Regions from separate parts of the Mus musculus genome. Here region 2 is linked to region 1. A link is a loop called in an ENCODE intact Hi-C map of the cell type or tissue named here. Cell type or tissue: heart. All regions are shown on one strand. Links, peaks and the distances in the headings refer to the core of each region. The heading gives the core; the rest is flanking DNA. Region 1 holds the start of Gm52529 (a long non-coding RNA gene). Region 2 overlaps Slc24a3 (solute carrier family 24 (sodium/potassium/calcium exchanger), member 3).

Region 1 (12,537 bases), core at 2,238-10,237:
GACATTAGTATCAACACCATCATTGGCATTTTAAAAATCTACTGAGTTAATAATATTTACTTCCTGGCCTGTCATAACCTGGAAGAGTATCTGTCTAGGTCATTGAGAGACAAACCAGGCCACATATAAAGAGCTCTAAGCATAATGCGGGCAATAGAACAAGAATCCAGAGACACTGGCATGGGACCTGTGAACTAGTGTGACTTTGGAATGCTTCATAATGAAAAATGTTCTTCGCAAGCCATTAAGTATTCCTCTTATTTCAGTCAGTTGAGATCTCTAGACTGTCTTCTGTAGTCTATGGACAGATGTCTATAAATGGACATCTGAGAGAGAACCTGACTGGATAAAACAGGAGGAATTATCCCAAATGCCACACATCTTGATGCTTAAAATCCACTCACATACCCATGAAGTCATTTGAACTTCGGTATATTTCTTACCCATAGAGAGATGGGGCCATAGATATGTCTCTTGTCTAAATTATAAGCTTGTTGGCATTTATTGTGAACCGACTACTACCCCAATTAGTGAACAAGAAATTCTGTCTTTAAGAAAGGTCATTTCCTAGAGGTGTTCACTAAAAGATATGACACCACCACCACCACCACGGGCCCTGGTCCATGCAATTTGGTGCTCTGGCCAGGACTGAACTGGTCTCTGTGTTCTCAGGACTCTACAACATGATGCTTTCACATCTATACTCATTAACAGAGTCATAGAAAGTCAAATTGTTGATTAGGGAATGTGATTTTCTCAAACTATGACTATAGAATACCCAATTAAGCTGCTAAATGGAAAAGCCAAGAACCCGATAGTTTCTCAAGGAATTTAATGTAATATGATGTTTGGATTAATATTGTGACACCTGCCATCCTTGGGAAATCCCTCAGACTGGTACAGGTTAATCCTGGTGGAATCTTCAGTTTGCAGTCTTAACTCTGGAAGCTGATATTCAATAATACAGTTTTCCTGCAATGGCAGCTTGGAGGTGAAGGGAAGGTGGAGATTTTTTTTTTTTCATGAGGTGACATCATCTCATTCTTACTCATGCTGATCATTTTTTTCTGCATTCCTAAAATACTCTGGGTGGCCTTGAGGTCAGAATGGGGTCATTCCACAAAGAGATGAAATCTAGATTACAACTCTGAGAGCTGACACAAGTGAGCAACCCCAGGCTGAGTCAGAATGGATGGCAGTTGCCTTCAGTGTCCTCTGCCCTCCTGATCATTCCCATGGGAGAAGAGGCAGCTACCGAGGCTGTAGGCCTGCATTTCCTTCTGAGTGTATTATTGTTAGCACATAATTCTTCCTTCATCTAAACTCTAGGAAGCGTGGTGGGAAGCTTAAAAAGAGGAGAGTTTCATGAAGAAGCTATTTACCATGATTAGAAGTGGGAGAGAATTGAGAGATTTACATAACCAGAAGATTATTACCAGGACCATGGTGTCTACAGGAGTAAAGGAAGGGTATGAGACACAACATGTTGAGAGCTGCTCATATCAGGCACCTGAGAGGAGTGGTCAGCTGGAAAAGAACCAGCAAGAGTCCCCTGCCTGCTCATTTCTGCTACTTTTTGATCTGCCATTCACCTAGTCCTCAAAGGATGAGGGGTCCAGGCTAGGCATCTTGTGGCACAGAGAAGAGGAAGAGATCAGGAGGGACAAAGGAAGAATTTATAACATGTTCTGCCCCATGTCTTTCTTTTTTCTTTAAAAAAGTATAGAACAAGGCTTGCTTCCTTTGGCTTACAGAAAGAGATTCTTTGTTTTAAAGAAAAAGGAAAATAATTTTGCAAATAATTAAGTACAGTTTAGAAATTCATTAAAACAAGATTTTGTGCCAGAAAGAGATATGATCTAGCCCTTACAGAGGATTGGTGTTCCCCACACTTATTTTGATTTATGCATCTGTATTTATTTAATTTTATCTGAATTCTCATTAGTATTTAACTACCAAGTCTTGGATTGTTTTGCTATATTCTCTTTCACACAGTGGGAGGAGCATTTTTAGAGCTCTCTGCTGTTGTGATTGGCAGAATGTTGGACTAATGAGAAAACCATGAGCTTGCCAGATGTTAACATGGTCTTTGTAGACTCTGTCCATTAGTAGTACATGGCAGGATTTAGTTATTGTTGGAACACCCAATAGCTACATCCATTCTTTTTCCAAACAAGTCATTGAGGAAAAGACCCATGCTTAAGTCCCCCAGGTGAAGATGGTTGTGACAAGCACATAAGATGACATTGATATACACCACATAGCTTGTTACCTATGAACACTACAGTGGGATAAATAAGAAAAGATCAGTGTTTTGCCATTGTAATGTTTTAAATGAGAAAAATCCTTCATAAGTTCATACATTTGAATACTTGGCCCTCAAGTGTTTAGGGAGGTTATGGAACTCTTAGGACATAGAATCTTGCTAGAGAAAGTGCATCAGTAGCAGATTTGATCATTTACAGCCTTGTCCCACTTCCTGCTCACTTACTCTACTTCCTGTGTGTGGTTGAGATGTGAGCTCACAGCTTCCAGGTCTTATCACCATGCCTGCTTGTTCCCATACCTTCTCCACCATTATGGACTTTAGCACTCAGAAATTCATAGCCCAAATAAACTTTCTTCTTGGTCATGATATTTTATCACAACAACATAAAAAGTGACTCATAACTAATCTTTACCCTTTCTTTTGAGTCTTGATGTAAACATAGTGTATCACTTTGGAATTAAGTGGAGTCCTTTATTCCCTCATTCCAAGTAAAGCTCACACAGGACAAATTGTCTGACTGTCTACTTATTTGTCTGCTCTGAACACAGCAACATATCAAGACCTATTGCATTTTCAGCTCACCATCTCTAGTTCTAATATGTTCAGTTCCAAATGTGTTTATGTGTCATTTTGTACACTTTTTATGGGATTTTGTACAAATATATTCATTCACTCATTGACTTGTGCAGTCACTTCAGACCACTCATTGCATCTTCTGTGACAATAGGGAAAGGAACAAAAGTAGAGTCCCTCTATCCAGGCTAAAAGAAGGTGAAAAAAGACAAATAATGAGAAATAGAGTTATTTGGACAATAAACAGAAAGGGTGTTAGAAAAACATGGATAGTATGGGGAAGGGGAGTTAACAAGGACAGAGATGCATAGTAAAACTTCGTGAGAAGGTGGCATTTGAACAACTTCAAATTGGGGAAGAGATGAAGGACAAATCCAAAAGCAATATCTAAGCAATGGTACGAAGGGATGTCAGAGCAAGATGCCAAAGAGAAGGGAGCATGGTAGATCTGCATGTGATGCAGTACAGAGGTTGCTGAGATGGAATAAGAGAATAGGAAAGAAGGCAAAGGGATGGAATAAGCAGACCTTGAAGTCAACTAGAGTTCTCTTACTATCACTAAAGAATATAGAGATTCATTCTTTCTTTCTTTCTTTCTTTCTTTCTTTCTTTCTTTCTTTCTTTCTTTGTTTCTCTCTCTCTCTCTCTTTTTCTTTTCTACTTTTAAATTTTTTGTATTCACTTTACATCCTGATTACTGTCCCCCTCCCACAGTCCTTCCCCCACCCCTTCCCCTTCTCCTCTGAGAGAATGGAGGCCACCCCTGGATATCCCCCTACCCTACAGGGATAGGTACTTCTCCCACAAGGCCAGGCAAGACAGCCAAGTTAGAACCTTTTTTTTTTTTTAAACCTCAAGAAGTGACATGACTAGGTTAGGGTTTCTAAAGTGTTAACTAGAATGCTAGATTGTTAAAATACAAAGGGCAAGTGGAAAGTTTAAGATACTGTTAAGTCATGGCTCACAATGGGCTAAGCACGACAAGGGAGAGCATGACAGGACATTGCATTCTAGGTGCAATATGAAGCTATGACAACATCCTGAAAAAAAATGGGCATCAGTGAGAAGTTCTTAGGGCAGTCACAGGTTCTTGACTTGAGTGGGTGGAAGAAAGGCTGAGAAGACTGGTGTAAAGTAAGCTCTGCAGGGAGATCAGCTGTCTGTTTTGAGGTTATGTTCTAAAAGTTCATGGAGGTTGAGGCAATAAAAGTCAGATGATTATTAGAAATGTTCATCTGGTGTGAGATCATGTCAGACAACAGGTCAGAGCTGAAAATGGAAGAGGAGACTGGCAGAAATTGGCCCTTACAGATATGGAGAGTGTGGACAGGGATCGGTCCAGGACTTAGCCCAGGTACTACAGAGAGTCAATCAAAGTAATGAAGAAGAGCCAGAAATGTGATCCTGGAATCTGGCTACCTAGGCAGGGAGTGAACAGGCTGCAGAGTGCTAACTGCTGACCTATCAGGTGACTAGAGCCCATTAACAAAATGGATGAGAACATAATGTGGTACTGATCAAAGCAAAATATAGATTAACTGGTTACAGAAAAGGATTCCAGAAAAGCTGGAGACAGATCAGATAAGTAACTCTTAGCAAAAGTTTTGTACAAATTAATATAGCACAGTAGTGCCCACAAGTGGGAAAATGACTTGTTTTACTTGTTTAGCGAACATGGAATGTGTCTACTCTAATGGATGAATGATCTTTGTGCCCCAGAAAAATGTAATCATTTGTCTTTTTATTAACTGATACCAATTCTACAAATGTGTCTTTCTTTTCATCAATAGACACTGATAATCATTATTCCTATAGCTTACTAGGCATGTAGAAGCCACTCCATAGCTCACCACATAAATTTTCATTTACCTTAAGCCATAAAATTAATTGTTACAGCCTGTCTTACAGATATGAAGATGATCTCATGCTTGTTTAACCTGTAGGGAAATAAGATGGGCCTTGAAACTTTTAGGAAAACTATAACATTACTCCACCTGCATTTTTGTTCTCCTTCATAGATAAAAACCCAGATCAATTAGTTTGTGGTTAAAATCCTGCTTATTGGTCCTGTGCTTGCTGCTGGCTTTATCTGGTCTAATTAACACACAGTGAGTTCAGTGCTGTTACCCATGATAGTTCAGGGTTGTAAGATTTGACCTTGACAGTAGTATAACACCGCCCCAGCACCTGAGACCCTTGGTATTTCGAAATTCAAGTGGGACAGCCACAGTTACATGAAGATTATTAACAAAAAAAAATCACTGCCATTTTATTCCCCATTTGAGTCTTATGTTTGGCTGTACTAATGCACCCTTCCACTACCACCAGGTTCCTCAAACAAGGGTCTCTGAAGCACATTTGGATGGTGGTTTAAATGACCCCAGATGTGTGAGGTTTGAGGGGAAGGTATTGAAGAGTCCCGTGGGAAAAGTCAGGAATTGTTAATTAGAGAGGGAAGTCAGAAGAAAGTTTTGAAAAAGGATATACTTTTGCGTGAGAATTCGGATTTTGTTGAGCAAATAAAATGTTACTGATGAGACTTGCTATGTTTTTTTGCAGCAAAACTCTTGGATGTGACTGGACACCAGACACGGTGTTAATTTATAAAAATGGAAAGGAAGAAGTACTAATATGATTATTGCTTAGTATTTTGTCATATTCAGTGGTAGCTAATTAACCTTCAATGCATGTGGCTTTGATGCTTGGGTAGGGAGCATGTGCTATCACACTGCCTGAAACCATCTACAGTGAAACAACACACCCCATGAATCATATTCTAAAAGCAAAAGGAGGCCAAGAGAGTGCCTCTAAAGAGTAAACAAACTTGATGCCACTAACGTTTTCAGTAATGAGTGTCAAACCAACCCCACAAATACACTGCAAACTTACCAAATCACATGCTTTTGGTGGTTGAATTCTGTGGGATGGGAACCATATCTGAACAAAAAGGTAGTGAGAGAAATGGGCAGATAGACCTGACCATGAAGAAACTGGGTTTCAGAAGTCACACAGGAAACAAGGGAAATGAGCAGCCCTGCCCTCCATGGCTGGGCTCCATTTATTCTAATGACTTGCTATTGGCTAAAGGGCCTGAGAGCTGGACTGTGGGAATTGCTTTCAGAGCCCGGGACATGTTCTTTTCAGTATTCTCAATGGAGGCCAGATGTCACTGAAGAGTGGCTTGATTTTTGGAAACAGCTAAATGTTCTAAAAGTAGAACTGGCAATTAAGCAAATGATCAAGCTGAGAAATATCAACACAGTAAAAAAATAAAATAAAATAAAAACGGACAAGAGTGCTGCAAAGCTCAGAAAATATAGAAAGTATATACACCCAGTAAGACAGTTAAAGGCATACCTTTTTTTCTGAGATCTTAAATGCTAATTCCACAAATGGTGGTCATTTTTACCAGTGATATTAACTAGGTCTCAGACAGCAGCATTCAGTGCCAAGATAAATGTGACTGTCTTACTGACATAATTGTCTTAGTTAGGTTCCCTCAGAACTAACCCAAGTTGAGCCAGTAAGGGGGGTGTGAGCCAACAGGCAATCACATGGGCCACCTGGGTTTGCTGTTACCCAGCAACTCTGGAAACCTCAAGATAATATGTCACTCAGAGTGACCAAGCTAGACCCCATGACAGGTGGGATTTTTGTCCACTGATCCCTACCTGTCATTTGCCAGGTATTTGTAGATGCTGCTGTTCTGGTCTGCATGTGGCCCAGTGTACCCTCAAAACCAGGGACCATGCACAAAAGTAGAGTCCATTTCTCTGATGGCAGCTTTAGTGTCTCTGAATTAATCACTGAACGGAATAGCCTATGCTGCGTTAATCTAAACTAGAACACTCTGTCTAGAATTTCTGTGACAATTTTCTCCGTCTGTACCATATAGTGATGCAGCTTGAAATGGGACTAATACAAGCAAAGAATTAAATTTTAAATTTTACTCAATTTTAGTTTGCATGACTACATGTTGTTAGTGGCTATCATTTTGACAATGCTATTTCCAATAGGAAACAAAGCCTTCCATGTCTGCAAGTATTGAACTTAGGTATTAAGAAGGAAGTGACTGCTATTCAAAGCTGTTCAGTTCTTTGCACATCGGCTGGATAGCTTTTCATATTTAACTAATAGGCAAGAATGCACTTAGCTGAAAATGGCGGTGGATTAATTATATTTAAGTGTTTAAAGGACCTGTAGAGGAAATCTCTGTCCATTCACCCTACTTTTGTACACAAAAGAGTAATAGCTGAGGTGTCTATTGATGGGGTGTCCATGCCTGTCTGAATGTTTGATGCTTGATTCTGCCAGATAAGCAGTGGTCAGGTCTGTATTGTTGCAAGGGAGTCCCTGGAGTTACCATTTGATTTGATTGACAGTGATTACTGAGAATCCTTGTGGTAGGCAGTTTTGTTTAGTCTTCAGCTTCACTCCACAGGCCAATGTTTTGAAAAAAATATGTCTAATATAAAGATGTCAAAAAAAATCACTCGGTGGAAGAATCAGAACTTTGCTCACACCTGTTTCTGAAGCTTGAATTACCATCAGTTAAACTATATTTTGAATGATCATTGGCACAGTTGACTATATATGACAACTGTGTTGGATGTTAGACTTACCTCCCACCATCTTTTTTTTTTTTTTGCTCAAGGGAAAAATATATAGCCTCATATGTCCTCTTCATCCTGAGCTGGGAGCTCATATATGGCAAGTAACTCAAGATGAGTCCATCCATTCATTAAGAAACAATTAATCATCTCTCATATTATAAAAAGGATTGATGATTCAGATGCTATTAATATTAAGACACTTTTAATAGACCTTTTATTATTGTTTCCTAACTCTAGGGAATAGGAGCACTAACATTTCCATATATTTCTCCTTCCTTGTTCAATCCTGCAGCTATGGCTTGATGAACTCTATCTTCTTTTGTAGAGTAAATGCTGCCTTTTTGCAGGGTAAATCCAGTTATCCCCTCTCATTTGTGTGTTTCTGTGGCTGGTTGTGTGGTAGAACGAGACAATAACAGCTGAAGTACTGACTGTCTGGCTCATAGATTAAGCTTTCTAAGCCTAGCTTAGACCCATCTCCTGATGTTTGTATGGAGTAAATAGCTTTCCTTCCTGGGTACCAGAAAGAAGTAGGTATTCTCTGCTTGTCCTCTTGCAGTGGGGGAATCGGGAGATTAGTTACTCTTGGACTCTCCTACTGGAAAAATGCACATGAAGTTGCTGTCCAGCCATGGTGGAAACTTTTTAAACCTTGCAATGCATAACTAATTAAGAACAAATTAGAAACAGAGCTTTCTAAGCATGTGAGCTTGAGATAAGTTATCCTTAGATTTACTTTTTTGATGTCACACATCATGTGACTTCAGTCCACTTCTCCTTTCCTGGCGTCTAATACGAAAATATTAAATCTCAATATGGCTATGTGGCTATGGAGAATACTTTGCTACCAGAATTAAGTAAGGAATTAGAGCAGAAGAAGTTTACTCTAGCACCTAACATACTCAAATAACAGATATGGTAGTATATTCTTATAAAGAATAGACTCTAGAACAGAACAAACTCCTGTCTGCCTCGTGGGTGGGTGTGTTGGAAAAAAGCTTTCATTCATACTCTGGGAAACCTGCTGTATCAGTTAGCTATGGCTGTATAACAAATATCCTTAAACTTGGTTGTTTCAATCTACCAATATCTGCTATGGTGCATGGGTCGGTGAGTCAGCACAGCATTCATACTGAACTGGACAGGACCATCTGATCTCAACAGAGCTTCTTTGTGTGAGTATGATCATTTGGGGTAATCGGTGAGTAAGAAGGATTAGGATGGTTTCTCATGTCCTGAGGTTGACTAACAATTGCCTAGGTCTCTTATTCCTTCACTCCACTGCAGTGTCTTTCTCAGATTCACTGAAAGGGGTGGTGGAGAACTGGGAAGTGCACAAGGTCCCTGAAGCCTGACCTGGGAAATTGAAGTAGTATCATTTTCAGTGATTTTCATGGTCGAATCAAGGCACAAAGACAGTCCAAGTTCAAGAGATAGCACCATCTACTGGTGAGAAGAGCAGAAAAATCTGATTACAAGGGGATGAATGAAGAACAAGCTCAGAGTTGGTTATTCCATCACATCCATTACCTCCTCTTAGACGTTTTTTAAAAATTATATATGAGGAAGTCACCAATACCACATAACTTTTAACCTTATGAACTATTTTAAAATGCAAATATTTTCACCTACAGCTTTAAGATATTGTATAAACTATTATAAAAATACTTTCAAATATACAACCATCATACTGACATTAATCAGACCCAGAGTCCTGTCTCATCAAATAGTCAAGATTGCCATTTTGTAGGCTCAACTGCAGCTTTGTAGCTTTATTAGAAGATAGTGACTATATATTCTTAGCTTTAATGGAAAAAATTGTGTGAAATAGAGTTTCCTCTCACTTATTAGTTAGTTCTTTGCTAAGCCAAGATCTCCCCTGAACTGCCAATTTTGCATGTAATGTACCCAGGGAAGCCTCTAGCATAGCCAGATATTAATTTGGGTCTGACCTCTCACAGTTTGGGCTAGTTGGCCAGCCACATATCAGTTTTCTTGAAATTTCCCAGAGCATCATAAGCCCTCAGATACTCTTAGGAAGGAACCCAAGATACCCTCACTTCCCAGACTAGAGACTCCATAGGCTATGTATTTTCCTTGAGGCTACTTGAACAGTTAACTTCATGGCAGGCAGGGTGTCATTTTGGTACCAGGGTTTGGGCCTTCCAGGTGGACTGCCATCTTGGGCTCAGCGGATGATCAGTGTTAGCCAAGTGTTAGGGCTAAGTGTGGAGAAGCATGAGGAGTTTGAATTTGTCCTCTGGGGTTTATAACAGTGTAGGTTCTTCCACATACATCTGTAACCTTGGACAGCATTCTGACCTTTGGAGGCTTCTGGTTTATTTCAAGAGCATGGGAGTAATAATGGCTCTTCATATACCTGAAATGAAGATTGCCCACGTTCCTTATGGTGGTTTCCTCGACTTCTGTGTATGGAACAAGCCTCTAGTCCCTGAGAGCTCTTGTTTATACCATTGTTTTAAGGATCTGTAGCTGGCCCCTTGGCAACTATTAAATCTAAGACATAGGCCTGTCTGTCCTCTTCAGAGGACACTGTCTTTTTAAGGCCAGGCCTAGAAGGCCCACTTTGAGTGGAAACATCCATGTGTTGCTATGGTGATATCATTTTTTATTCACAAGGCACTTTCTGTATTTTGAAGGGGATAACTTCTCCTCTGCTCAGGGATATTTGCCAAGCTCTGAAAGAGCCATAAACTTACTGAATCGTGGAAAGGCATTCTTGGGTACTGAGTTCCCCATAAACCTGTTTGTAATTACTCTGAATGCTCTCAGAGCTTCCCATTGTTGTAGCCTCTCTGGTGTATTCCCATGGGAAATGCCTCAGGCTGTAGCTGCTTGTGGATGTTGAGTCTAGTCTTCAGTCCTATCCAGGAAGTCACATTTTAGCACAGGGCAGTTGGCTTTTGTCTCCAGGTGTCTATTTGAATTTTTCCCCTCCTCCACTTAGCATGTATGTGGATGCTCATTCCTCCAAAAGGACTAAATAAACACATTCAGTGAAGAATCCATGACAAGATGTATTCCTAACCACCACTGCGTCTCTACAACAATCTGTGAGAGATCCTTTAAAAAGTCATTTCACTTACTTAGCTCTTCTAAACGTCTTCTGTGCCCTGCTTTGTTTGGAAAAGTAAAAGGAACACATTAGGAAAAAGTTAACCTAATGTATGTCTGTGTTAGAAGAGACAGAATTTGTTAAATAAGAGTTGGAGTTTCATTTTACTTTGCTGCACACATGGTGCTTTATAGAGGGCCTGCCCTGGAATACCTGCTGGGCAGAACTGTGTTCTTAACCCAGGGCTACAGGGTTTGCCAAGACTAGGGGGCTGAGGTCCAGGAACCAAGAGGGAACTAGGGGCAAACACTAAACTCAAGACAGTCTGCCCAATTTTCTAAGCCAGTAGCAAGTCACCCAGAAGCAGCCCAGGGTTAGCAACACCCTACTTACTGTTTGATAAATCCTGCTTAGCCAGAAGTACAGAAGGAAGATGGGAAGGGCACAGATGCATTGTGGAAGGAGAGTGAGTTCCACGTGATCGCTAAAGGATTTCCTTCTGGTAGTTTCTGAAGCAAAAGGTGTTGGATGAAGTACTGTTTCAGCTGTTTTAGCTAAGCCAAGCCTGAGCAATTCTCCATGACCCCTTCATGCCTTTAGAACAAGTACCATATGGGAAACTCTTGCACCTTACTAAGTATGGCTGACATCATGAGATACATCCTTGGTCCCTTCTGGACCACTGCTTCTGTGTGATGACACCAAATAATACTTCCCAGAAGATTTCACCTTTATGATGCTCTGGACTCTTCTTAACCACCACTCATTTCTCAGCTCCAGCTAACCAGTATGTATTGTCCTAGTAAAGAATTGGATTCTGTTTAGTGGTTCTGGCCTCTTGAATTTCCTTTTGTTATTGTTTAACCACAGCTGAGAATGTGAGGATGTATACAGACATTTGGGTGAGGTGTCTACAATTCAGGGACATGGAAAGTTGGCAGCAAATTGCTGGAATCTGGGAAGAAGCTGAGACGGATTGTCTCTCATAGACGTTGGATGGACTAGTACTACCTGTTCTTTGATCTTGGATGTTTGTTTCAAGAATCCATAAGACAATGGGCATCTGCTGTTGAAGCCACACAGTTTATATTACTGAGTTGCAGCAACTGCAGCAAATTTACACAGATACCTCTGGCTGAACGACATTGATATTCTTTTTTCAATGTCTCACTGTCCTGTTTATATTATCTCATAGCATGGGCAGTTAGATGAAGTGGGGTGACAAAAGAATAGGACAGAATTCAATGTGCAGACATTGCCAGGTCCCCTTTTAAAAGGCTGGGGATAACCTAGCAATGAACTAGCACACACCTAGAAATTAGAGCATAGATTAGAGATTTCTCTCTCTAATCTTGCCCTGTAGACTTTCTGTTTATAACAAAATCACTAGTATAGAAAGTACCATTGTATAGCATTCCTCCTTTGTGGAATGTTACAATAACAAAAGGAAAAATTCAAGTATATACCTACTGAATGTTTGCCATAGCAAATGAATTAGGTCTTTCTGCTCCTTTATGATGAAAGAATGGACTCTGGCATAAGACGACTAGTAACGGTGAATGATAGAACCAAGGATCAAGTAAGGGACACTTGACTTGCTGGCTCTTTGCTTTTCCCACTACTCAGTAGGGCAAGCACATCCAACCCAGGATGACGGCTGATTCCTCTGGTCTTGGTGGGGCATGGGCATGGGGATTTTTAGCTGTCATACACTGAGAATTTTCAATGAATTATTTAAGGTTAGCAGCTGCTTTAAGATCTTTATCTTGTTCAGAGATGCTCACAGGGACCTACAACAATCACCTGGGGAGTTGCTCCTTGTGTGCCATTTCTGGGATCCATCTCAGGCATACAGATCAGGGTTTCTACAGTTGAAGTTCAGGGAATAGTGTTTTACAAAATATTCAACAGTTATAGAAGGATCATAGTGATTTGGGTACTGGTTCTACTTTGTCCCCTTCAGAGTACATTCTGGAATCTACCTAATAGAGAGTTCTCTGGTCTTC
Region 2 (12,537 bases), core at 1,766-9,765, 230 kb after region 1:
AGAAATGGCATGTTCTGGTTTCTGGCCTGGGTCTTATGCTGTGTGCCCTCTGTGACTGGGGGCCAATGCTGTGAAATAGTAATCAGTGAGAAAACATGATAAAAGACAGTAATAAATATACTAGTGGGAATTCTGGAGATTGAGCCGGTACTGGAAAACACTTTAGGTTACAAATACTAGAATATTCCGAATCAAACTGCCCCAGCAATGCTGCTGGTATACTCTGGAGTCCAGAGGTATTGTGGGTTCTAATACTATATGATCTGTGGCTCCATGATGACACTCTAAGTCTAAGGATGCCACGCTTCTCCACAGCTAGCAACAGAGGGTGAGAAACATCTCTCTTTGAAAAGTTGGTAACTCTTTCTTTTTATCTGATTGGGTCTAAGTCATGTGCCTACCTCTGAACCAATAGACATCTCCACTAGGAATACTGAACACCTATTGTAATCCATATGTAATCCTGGAGAAGAGGTAAGACACATTCTACCAAAGGCACTGTGAATATGGGAAGGTGCTGGGGTCCCCTGAAGAAGTGAGAGGTGTGTGATGGGTGGTCACTCAACACTGGATCCAAAAAAAAAAAAAAAGGTCAATCTCTGAGATGATACCTCAAATAAAGGAAAGGATGATCTCTGACTAGAAGGTGAAATTCTAGGAATGCCCTAGTGATAGTTGACCCCGATGTGGAAGCACATTTGCTATCTTGCAGGAACCAGGTAGTAAGCTCAGCTACTGGTACTTTCAGGCCAGCCATGGGATGGAGGATGTAACAGTAATTACAAGAGGAAGTTCATGTCTTCATGAAATTCTGGTGATGGAAACTGACAACAGGCTGATGGAGTTAACCTATAACCTACCCCCCCCCAAAAAAAAAAGGCAAGATGAGGGGATACAGAAGGAAAGGTGATCAGGGAGTCAGGCTGGCATTTGCAAAGCATGGTGGAGTGAAACAATGGTATATCAGAGAAGATATATTCTTCAGTAGCTCTGGGTAGAAGAAATGAGTGCAAATGCCCTGAGGCAGGTGTCCATGGTTCTCTTGGCATCTCAGAAGGGGGACAAGAGACAATTTGGAGGTAGTGAGGTAAAAGGAGAAGCTAAAGCAAGGCTACAGTTCTTTCAGGAACTGCAAAGACTTTGTACTTACTCTGAATAAGAAGCTAAGTTTATGATAAGAGAAGATATGAATTGAAGGAAAAGATGATCAAACCCTTTGCCCTTGGCTCTCCCTGACTCTTAATGCTTTCTCCTCTGCTCTCTTTCAGGCCATGTACATGTTCTATGCGCTGGCCATTGTGTGCGATGACTTCTTCGTCCCATCCTTGGAAAAGATCTGTGAGGTATGCACAGGTATATTCCCAGTGTGCCTGAGAGAGGCCTGGGATGGGGACTCTGGTCTGGCATGTTATAGTCCCATCTCCAAGATCCTGGAGAGTCGTAGATGTTAAGCACCTGAGTGCCTGAGAAAGGACAGTATTGGCTCAGTCTGCTTAACACTTCAGAGCGTGGTGGATGGCTAGGAATTAACCCCCCTCACCAGCTCTCCCGACTGCATCCATCATTACTGCTAGTGCTACAGTCTTCTCTGCATATCCGTGGGAATAGTTCCAGACTGTTCACCAGAAACATAGTTTGTGGACACTCTAGCATGTGAAGTGCATGGAGAAAGGGGCAGTATTTGCAAACAACCCACATAGATCCTCCTATATCCTTCATCACCATGACATAAATCCTGTGGAGACAGATGCTATACTCTGTTGCTTAGGGAATAATGACAAGACCAAAGCTGTGTGTTCCTTGTAGGTAAATTGTTTTTCAAATAACCCTGGTTCCCTGTGTGTTAAACCCACAGTCAGCACCCCAGGCCTGGAGCGTCATCTCTATGTTGGGCTCTATCCCTCTCCCGCTTTTCACTTCTGCTGCTTCTTGTTCTCTATCATTCCTTCTACTTCTCTTTCCATCATTTCTTCCCTCTGGAGTCCTGTTGGGGTAAGAACCTATCACTACCACATGTCTCCCTTATACTCCCTCTCTATTTATACTCTGGGTGGATGCCTGGCAGGCTCTGGGGCAAGAGAGCTGGGCACAGAGTATTTGTTGTGAATTTTGTACCCATTATCATAGAAAATGCCAGGGTGAACAGCAAGTTTAAAAACAAATATTCAGGGGTCGGCAGGATGGATCAAGCACTGGCCGTCAAGTGTGATGGCCTGAGTTCAACCCTCAGGTCTCACAAGGTGGAAGGAGAAAACAGACTCCAACAAGCTGTCTTCTGATCTCCACATATGTACCCTGGTACCTTCACTAAATGTGTACATACACACACACACACACACACACACACACACACACACACTGAATAAATGAACCTAAAAAGGTTTCGTTAATGTTCACCCTATCAAGAAAGCTCTCATTCCTCTTCACTTTCATCCCACTGTTCTGAGATCTAGTTTTCTTATGTGCAAGCTTTGCGTTTTCTTTGATCTACTGTTTGTAATTCATTATCCGAGTTTCCAGGAAGTCCAGTAGCCATCAAGCTTTGTGGCCTCATCTTGCTCTACCCACAGTACCTGATTCACTAGGTTCCAACCACCCCCAGAGGATGTGGCCAGAATCTATCTATCTAATCAGGTCCCAGGGGATGCTGAGGATGCTGGTCTGCAAACTTCACGTGGAAGATTATTAACCTAGGCTGTTTCTTCCAAGCCTTGGACGTTTGTTCATTTTGTACTTAGGGATAAGCAGTCATTGCACACCGATCCTAGAAAGGTTACGGAAGTGTGTTCCTCTTTGCAGTGACAGTAGATCAAAGAAAGTAAAGTGGCACCTGAAATGCACTGTATTCTAGTGGGGACAGGAGTGTCACAGTGATCCAGCCTGGGAATAGGCTCACCTTGTGTCAAAGGCAAGAAAACGTTCAGTCCTTAGTGGGGGCACTTGCGCTCCTTCAGTATTCATGGCAGGTGGTTTCCAAATCCTCAGATGGTCAACTCCCTTCTTACTGGAGTAGTGGAGGACTGTCAAGTTCCAACCATATCTAGATGACGCACAATTTCAGTGCATGGAAGGATCTGTCAGAGTAGACTCCTCAGAGGGAGATGATGAAGGAAAAGCTTGTTCATGTTTAGTGAGAATACAGGTTCACTTTGGCTTTCCACCCATGATTAGTTGTGTCAGTGACTGAAGAGCACACACAGGGCCCACTGACCAACAGTTGGTACTTCACACTTACACAAAGCAAAATGGCTCTACCTTTCCCCAGAAAAGTTTCTTTTGTTGTCAATAACAAAGGTAGTTATTGCACCCCAGAAATATTAAATACAGCCATCAACTTGTACCCTCCAATAAGGAAACACATAGAATTTTTGAGGACACACACATCCTTCTAGAGAGAAAAAAAACAAAGTAGCTGGCAGGACAGAAGAGAGTAGAGTGAGACTTTACAAAAAGCTAGGAAGGAAAGAAAACGTTTGATGGGATAAAGATACTGTTTTGACTGGGCCCTGGGTTACAGGAAGCTGGCTGTGTAGCTAAGTCAGTATGGGTTAAATGTGCCTATTCTCTCTTTAACCACGTCTAGGATTCTACCAGGTAACCACAGTTAGCTTCCCTCTAGAAATCAAGAGACAAAAATGCAGGGACTCAGAGCATCCCACCAGTGGCCACACAGATATTTAGGAATGGAGTCCAGGTCAGTCTGAGCTTACCACTGGGTCGTCTTCTTACCTGTTGCAACTCTGCAACCACTTACAACAGGTTTTTGTCAAAACTGGCTCTGCCTCTGGGGTACACAGCTATCCAGGGAGAAGGAATGCAGATGAAGGGCCTCCCTTCCAAGAATGCTCCCTGTTCCCATCCCAGTCCAGTTTTAGGAGCAAAGTAGTTGACAAGAAATCATGCCATGCCCCATGCCTATCTCTGAGTGCAGCTCCATGTACTTAAAGCCATCCTAGTTGCTGGACTCATGGCATGCCTGGAGCAAAGTTTGTATCTCCTTTGAGAGCTGTGTTTGTCTTCTGAGAGCCTGTGGCCAACTCTGAAGTTCCATTCTTTCACAGGATGGAGGGTGGTGGTGATACAGGACCACCCTCTTGCAGCTTAGCAGGATTTCCTAGCCTGGGACTCTATACCATCTTTTCTTTCCCTAATCCCTTTACAGAGAGGTGATAGTGTATGCTCAGAGCTTGCTCTCAGATTAACTTGGGCTAAACGGAGATGTTCAAGGAGATGCTGTTTAGACTTTGGTGAAAAATGATTCTAGAAAGAAATCCACATTGTGCAATAAGTCATAGCTTGGAGGGGGATCAAGTTCAAACCAGGAAAAAAACGTTAAGCAGAAAAGAGAAAGGAGCCAATATGGCAGCAACAGGCCAGGTGAGTCACTAAATTTTAGACAGTCATGAGGTTGCATGAGGGAACCCACAAAGGTGTTAGAGTCCTTTGTCAACAGTAAATAGACAGACTCAGACTCTGCTACACTAAAGCAAAGACAGAAAGATGTTTCAGAAAGAGCCAACAAGTGAAGACTCAGCAAGGGGAGGACCGTGGCGGCGTTCTTGGTCATGAGATAGCAGCCTGAGGTTGGTCAGAAGGTTTTGCTTGCACAAGGATATCAGATGTCAAGAGTAGGACACCCAGGAAGCCATGAAAGCAGTAATGGGGCCTCCTGGGCTGTGGGGGAGAGAGACTGCCCACTCTAAGTACTGTAAACACTGAGCTAGGCTCTTCCTCAGCTAAGCTGCTTGCCAAAGGCTGGGAAGGAAACTAGGGAGTGCACAGCCCGGCTCTGGCCATTTGTGGGCTTAGAAACCACTGAGTAACCCACAACATTCCACCTTCTCCATATAGGTTCCACAGCCAGGCATTCAACCTTGGATCAAACCGATCCAACTCTTTCTATTGTGGTTGTTTTGGGTTTGGGGGTGGAGGGTTGTTTGTTTAGTTGGTTGGTTGGTTGGTTTGGTTTGGTTTTTCAAAACAGGGTCTCTGTGTGCAGCCCTGGCTGTCCTGGAATTCACTGTATAGATCAAGCTGGCCTTGAATTCACAGATCTGCCTGTCTCTGAATGAGTGCTGGGATTAAAAGCATGCACCACTATGCTTAGGAGATCCAACTTTTTTTTTTTTTAATTTGGATCAGTATGGAGCAGATACAGAGAGTCTTCCTTATTGGTATGCCCTGGACAATACAGGTTTTTACATGGCATTTACATTGTGTTAGGGATTGTTAGCAATCTAGAGATGATTGACAGAACATGGGAAAATGTATCTGTTATATGCAAACACTGCAGTATTTTATATGAAATTTGAACACTGCTTGGGTTTGAGTATGACTAACCCCACTGATCTCAAAGGCTGACTGCATTCATAGACAGTTGGATGAAGCCAGTGGGGACTTGGTGCAGAGAAAAGGAATCAAGTGATAGATTCCGCCCTGGTACCCATGCAGGGCTGTGTGGAGGGATGGACCAAAGGGGCCTGAAGGAAAGGGCTCATTTAGGAACAAGCAGAGAATACCTGAGCCACTGGATCTAAATGAGAATGACAGGACCTGTTGTTCCTGGGGAGCCCAGGGTGTCCAGCTGTGGTGAATTATTCTCCGCTCTGGATGAAGCTTAGGAAAATTCTCCCTGGCCCTCATCATAGCCGCTAGCAGTGCAGAAGCAAGAGGACCTCGTGACTAGTGATTCTAAGAGGCCAGTGCAGTATTGCCAGGCTGGAGTGTATTAGGCATAAAGGAGGGTGGAAAGGAAGGAGATGTGGAAGCAAGAGTGAAACTGGACATATGGCCAAGCCTCATAAGCAACCATTACTACCAGTCCATAGATCTTGGAAGGGAAGCACAGCAACTCAAGGCGATTCCGGGAGCTCATTTTTGGCTTGCTGTCTTCCCGCCATCCCCATCTATTGAGATTCCAGTGCTGGGGCTTCCGCACCAGCCAAGGTTTTTAGTGCTGAGGTACCATCTCAGGGTCTCCTCAGTACCCCATGAGAACCTCAACGGTGAGCATGCCTCTATCTGTAGCACCTCCAAGGCCACACTGCCTCTGTGTGGCCAAGCATGGAAGTGCAGCCACTGGTGCTGCTGAGAAAGAAAGAAAGAAGGCTGGCAGTGGAAACTGGAAGTCTCTGCCCTGATGCCCGAAGGGAACTGGCTGCTTCCCAACCGCTGGCAGCTTACTTTCTGGGCCACGGTGGAATTCCGGAAAGCTAAACACACCAACCAGCCTCTCGTGTACATTCATCTTGTGTTCTTGAAAACCACCTTCCCGTTTAACCAACAGGGTGACTTGAGATTTGGGGGAAATGGGCTGCATTATTTTCTAGTCTGTCTCAAGTCTTCTCTCATGACGTGCTACCCAGAGTTTGAAGGTCGAGGGTTTGGAGTGTGCTTCAGGACAGTGACTACTCCCTGGATCTACTAACCTCTCGCAAATTGGCGGCTATGAGATTGAAGTTATTCAAAAGCACTATAACAGCCATGGTGTTTGCACACAACTCTAGATCACACACATCTCTTCTAAAATCAGTGTCTGCAGACACCAAGGGAGCTGACCACAGCTGCCATTAGAAAGAAAATGGCTGTCCGCCGCTGTCCAGGATGTTTTTGACTCGCTACTCCACCCTCCTGGTTATCAACTAGACATCCTCTTGATAGATTTGGGTTACAGACTCCTAAATCTTCTGTAAGGACATTGGCTAATGAGAGTCATGTAGTCCCTGCTGATCTTGCAAGTGAGGATGCTGAGCAGAGAGCAGGAGCAGCCAGGCTCTGAGTGGAGGGATAGTGAGAGGGACTGAACCCAGCCCCTGGGTCCTTCTGAAGTCCCCGTGCTTAGGACCTCAGGAGCCACAGGCATGTGTTTCCCAAGGAAAGATCCCATCTCACCTGTCTTGTCTTTGCTCCCATGCAGCGCCTCCACCTCAGTGAAGATGTGGCAGGAGCCACATTCATGGCAGCAGGCAGCTCGGCCCCAGAGCTGTTCACGTCGGTCATAGGTAGGTGATGCTAAGAGAATGTCTCAGCCCTTACCTATATAAGAAAAAGGGGTTCTAGGGAAGAAGGTCCTCAAATTTGAGTTGTCTCCCACTTATAAAAAATTAACTTCATAGATCCCAAGCAGAACCTTCCACTCTGCTGTGGCCATTCACTGGTTTAACTGTGTGCGAACTTTTCCTAGACCCAGGGACGTTGCTACTAAGGAAAAGTCTAACCTCTGGGTTCAAAAACTCCCTCCAAAACTTGCCTATTTCCTCTGGATCCTCAGTATAGTCTAGAACTAGGAGATGTCCTTCGAATGTCCTTGGGATGCAGCTGGACCACTACAGCCAGATTGGTGTTGGTTTGTGTTTCAGGAGTCTTCATCACAAAGGGTGATGTGGGAGTTGGCACCATCGTGGGCTCTGCCGTGTTCAACATCCTGTGCATCATTGGCGTCTGCGGGCTCTTTGCAGGGCAGGTAGGACTGGCAACTCCTTTGCGATGGTTCTACTTGATATCGAGAAGATGGAAGTATGGAGCCGAGGCAGGGACCATCATGTTGGAATTCACCCACACTGGCGCCTTGGGCAGTGTGATTGGAGGTCTCCATCCTGAAGCCACTGTTACTTGGTTTCCAGGTTGATGGATTATTGAACCCCAGTTCCACATAGGAAATTAGCAAGCCTAACAATGTTAACTGTGAGCTTGAAAGTGCTCCCCCACACACCTCCTTTTGAGAGCTACTGATCCACACTAGAATGTGCGGTGCCTCAGAGGAAATGAGATAAATGAGAAAGGCAGAAAAGAAAAGAAGAAAAAAAAATTTTCTACTTAAAGAATTCATCGTTGTCACAGTTCAGGGTGTTGCCTTTCTTCCTGCAGGCTAGAGCTTTTGTAGTCTAGAGGAGCCTTGAATACCCAAGTCAACCTCAGGAGTCCATTCTAATGCCAGGGAGCATCCTGGCAGAGCCACTGTCCTTTCTGAATGCTGTTATCTCTCTAATAGTCTCAGGGATTTGTTCAGAAGTCGCCAGAGTGTGAGACTATTGGGCAGCCAAGGTTAGAGCCTGAAGCCAAGGTTAGAGTGGGACATACAGCTTCCCTGTGGCTCTCAGAGCCTAGTTTCCTCAGAGAAGTAGTCACTAGATATGAGATCCTCAGTTCTCTGACAAAACACCCAAGACTCAGTATCTTCTAGAAAAACCTATTTCTACTATTCTAGCTGTGACTCTATTTAAAATACTGAGGGAGCCGAAATCCGCTTCACCTGATCAGGAACCTCAGTGTGGTCTGTTTTGTGCCCTGGGGAAAGTGTCTGCTTGGTGTAAAGTCCAATCCTGGTGAGCTTTTCTCTCAAGTGTGTCAGGCCTGTGTGTCTCTCAGAAGCTGCTGGGCATGCCATGAGGTCAGTCTCTTGAATGTATACTCAAGAGTTCCCATAAAATTCATTGCTGGTCTCCATGGCCCATTGTAACTGTCCCCATTCACATGCCGACTGATCTACCCTCTCTGCCTGCTGCGTTTGTTCCTTCCGAGCAACAGGCAGAAGGACACCTGGATCTTACCGAGCACCAGCTCCAGGGCTCCCCGGTGGACAGGCTAGCTCTGATAAGAGAGTCCTGGATTTGCTCATGATGACTGAGGTCTGGCTCACTCACTAGGCTAAATATTTTCTGCTTTCCCCAGGACCCATAGTGTTAAGGTGACTGGGTCTACACTGTAGTGTTCCTGACTTCTCCTACATAGGTAGTTAGTGCCAAAAGAATGAGCCACGTGCCTGCCTTTACTGCCATTGCCCTCGCCTGGCTCTATCCTGCCTGACCAGCTCATCGTTGCCTTCCAGAGACGAATAATAGTCACACCAGCAGATGCTGTTGCTGCTAGCACTTTCTTAATTAGCATTGTCACCATTAGCAGTATGATTATTAGCTGGGCCGTTATTAGTGTTGTCATTAGTTCATTAGTCATTTGTACCTGCAGCTTGATTCTGAAGCAAGCCCAGAGGCAAAGAGATAATGTAAAGAAATGAAACAAATGGCTGGGTGATGTCTACTCAGGGCCACACAGCTAATTACTTATGAAATGAAATGCAGTGTGTTCGAGCCGTGTAATTCATCAGTAGCACCACTCATCACAAGCTTGGCTAGGATACCATGGATGCTGCACAGGTTGTTGGCATCCATCTTCCTACCCCTTCTCCAGGACTTTGCTGGCTGGTCTCACAGCCCCACTAAAGAAAGGTGACAAGCAGAGCTTCTACTGGGAATAGCCACTGGCGTGATCCTAGCTATAGCTTCCCTTCTTTTTCTTTATTTTCTTTTTCTCTTCTTCTTCTTTTAATCCTGTGCCTACTTGGCGATTTCCAAAGCCATCCACTTGCCGCTTTTGTAGGTTGCCTCACATCTTTGCAGAAGGCACAGACTATTGTATTGGAGGAGGAACATGGGCCAAAGAATCAGATTGAACTGGGATTGCATTCTTGCTTTGCTGTTTGCTAGCTGGGGGATTTTGAAGAATTTATTTTAGCTACTAAAGCCTGATCCTTCTCATCTATAGAGTGGGTATAAGCACATGTACTTCAGAGTGTTGCCATGGTGATGAAGCCTAACATGTTTAACACTAATAATAGTACTTGGTCTGTAAGGGAAGTCAAAACAAGTCAGACACTTTTATCAACTCTTGGGATATTCATGCCGAGGTCCTCACTACCGGATTCCACCCTACATCACCCTGGCAGGTTTGGCCACTGAGTTGATGGAATGATTGATGGAGGTGTCTATAGCTCCCATCAGAGAAAGGATGGGGGAGCAGAGAGGGCAGGCAGAAGGTCTTCTAAATGAAAACAAATGATGGGCTACCATAATGACATCAGAGGACTAGTGCTTAGTCCTAGGTAGTCTCTTAAGTGGTAGAAAAAGTTATCAGAAGAAGTGGGAGTTGTCCAACCTCATATTCCCAGACAGCAGAGCTGGTGCCATGGAATGTCACGACAAAGGGCAAAACTGGGGAATTGAATGATTAATAAATCTAATCACAGGTCTCACTTGGCATTATTATTTATGCTGTTCTGCTCTTTGTCTTGGCTGGGAGAATTTGCAGCACGCACCCATGGGCCTCTCTCTAATGCATTTCAGCATAAAGGACATGAGGAAGTCTGACACCCATCTAAAATTAAAGTAATTAAGCTGTAGGGTTTGAGCTCCTGTCTCAATTAGGGTTTTGATGAATTCAGTGTAATTGAATGTCTGCTGTATTTGCAGTTTGCAAACATACCCGATGTCTTCAGTATTCGCCTGAGGTGGTTTGTGGAGTTTTTTATGGGACAGGAGGAAATTGCTTCTTAGAAAGTGGCTTCAAGAGTGGTTCTGGGTATCCCACAAGACATTTACAGAGCTCTGGTCCTCCCACTTTTTCCTTAAGAACAAAGAAGAATAACAATGAAGTGAAAATATCCAGGTCTTGACAAAACCCTCTATTTTGCATATTGCATTAAAAGGACTCAGTGCCAGTTTTGTAAAACAATGTGCTTATGAATTTAAATCCACCATTCAAAGCATGTTAAGCTTTAAATACATAACCACAAACAGAAAGTAAACAGTTTAACTGTATCCCAGATTAGGACTTTCATATTCTGGTTATTACAGGCTGGCAGATGGCTCTGGTTTGTTATAAAAGCTCCCACAGTGGCTTCTGGCATCCTTAGAGTGTCCCTGATGTTCTTTGGCGAGGTCCAGCTAATCTTGGCTAGGTTTGCCTTTCTTCAAATAGCGCCCTGTCTAAGCTGGCTCATTTTCACAAAACAGAGCAACACCAAGAGGTTATACATCCCAGGGGAAGCTTGCCTTCATTTGAATATCCCAGAAGAAGATGCTAGGCGAGTGGTCAAGTACAAGTAGTTAATTTGAAAGGTTGCCCCAGGGAACACTGGCAAGACATGGAGGAGGTAAGATGGAAGAGAAAGCTGCAGACAAAAGCATTAATGAACAAGTTATCACTAGCAGCAACTGGGATTTGATTCATCTGTGGGAACTGTTTTATAGGTGTTCAGTGATCTCATAGAAGAGGCAAGAGAGCTGGGGTACTTATCCACCAACTTCCACATCTCATTCCACGCTGTAAGAAACACGAATCCCTCTGCACTCCAGCTCATTGGGTGGCCACAGTCAGGGTGGACCTTGGAACCCAGAGAAAACCCCAGGCAAAGAGATGCCAGAGTTGCCTAGTGGAAGGAACTGAAATGGTAAAGGTGGCATGATGGGGATAGACCCAGAGTGTATGTGCTGAGAACACAAGACTGAGGCTTCAAAATAAGCGAGCTGTTTAGATCCTGTCTTCAACGCCACTGATGGGTACAAGCATGAGGACAAGATGAACAACTAAGAAATTACAGCTATGAATCTGTGTCAGGACAGTGTTCACCTAGTGCGTCTGACACCTTGGGTTTGATCCCTAGCACGAAATAAATACATATTTTGGAAAGGTTTTAAAGGATTTTTTTTTTCATTTTCCAAAAGTGATTGATCCTCCTTTCAAGTATATTAATTTAGTATGAATGTGCTGAAACTATTATTCTCATGATATAATTGGTAAATTTGCATAAAGGCTAGAAAAAAATCTTAGGATAAGTACAATATTCATACAGGGCTACTTGTACATTATATAATGTTTAAGAATGTTCTTTGTAATATGTAAATGTATGTTATTCCTTGTGTTTAGTTACCATCTTGGACTATTTTGTACAAATAATAATGTTTTTTTGTACAAAAATGTATTATTATCGTGTGGATGTGTGTCCACATGTGAGTGTGAGTGTGTGTGTGCGTGTGCATGTGTGTGTGTGTGTATTTGTGTGGGTATGTACGTGTGTATGTGTGTGTGTGTGTGTGTATGTGTGTGTGTGTATGTGTGTGTGTGTATTTGTATGGGTATGTTCGTGTGTATGTGTGTGTGTGTGTGTGTATGTGTGTGTGTGTATGTGTGTGTGTGTATTTGTGTGGGTATGTACGTGTGTATGTGAGGGATCTGTGTGTATGGAAGGCACAGGTCAACATCAGGGGTCTCAATCACTCCCCACTTGATTCTTACTAAACCCGGAGCTCATCGATCCAGTGGGACTGTCTGCCTCTGCTCTCCTAATGTTGAGATTACAGATGTGCACTGAGACACACAGTGACTACCCAAACTCAGCTCTGCATGCTTGTGAGGGGGTCCTCTAGCTACCTCCTTGGCTAAATTGACATATTTTAAAGTTGGATCACTTTTGGAAAATAAAAAATTGTAAAAAAAAAAAATCTTTTAAAACTTTTCTTAAAATTTTCTTTACTTGGTGCTAGGTATCAAACCCAGGGCATCAAACATACCTGGCAAACACTGTACTACCACAGATTCGTGTGTATAATTTTTTAATAAGGTATTTAAAGGAAGTAAGATATATACAGCATGTGGTGTACTGAAACCTCTGGGGAGAAAAGTACAAATTAACAGTGACTGATAGTTCATTCTGCCTGAGGTCATAGCTTCATTAAATAGAAAACCTTTCACTTAAAACTACAT

What was found. A loop is a pair of places that touch in the nucleus more often than their neighbours do. Peaks named below come from ENCODE experiments on the same cell type or tissue, not always from the same donor. Only the 100,000 strongest peaks of a DNase experiment are listed, where the experiment ranks them.
Region 2: a loop joins it to region 1, with 2.1 times the contacts of the local background. A loop is called at or near these places in 9 of 42 quality-filtered maps.

What each region holds. Positions count from the first base shown.
Region 1 is chr2:145,282,792-145,295,328 of GRCm38, forward strand. All of the region lies in intron 2 of Slc24a3 (solute carrier family 24 (sodium/potassium/calcium exchanger), member 3), which reads left to right. It overlaps Gm52529 (a long non-coding RNA gene), which reads right to left and starts at 5,947. Exons shown (of 3, transcript XR_003953927.1): 1 at 5,732-5,947. In heart, for the core only: a CTCF peak has its summit at 8,911 (motif pointing left); a DNase peak (open chromatin) is centred at 5,890.
Region 2 is chr2:145,511,486-145,524,022 of GRCm38, forward strand. Slc24a3 (solute carrier family 24 (sodium/potassium/calcium exchanger), member 3) reads left to right here. Exons shown (of 17, transcript NM_001356497.1): 4 at 1,269-1,343; 5 at 6,917-7,001; 6 at 7,359-7,462. Among named protein-coding and RNA genes, the nearest start is that of Gm14092, 37 kb to the right of the region's middle. In heart, for the core only: a CTCF peak has its summit at 6,059; a DNase peak (open chromatin) is centred at 6,056.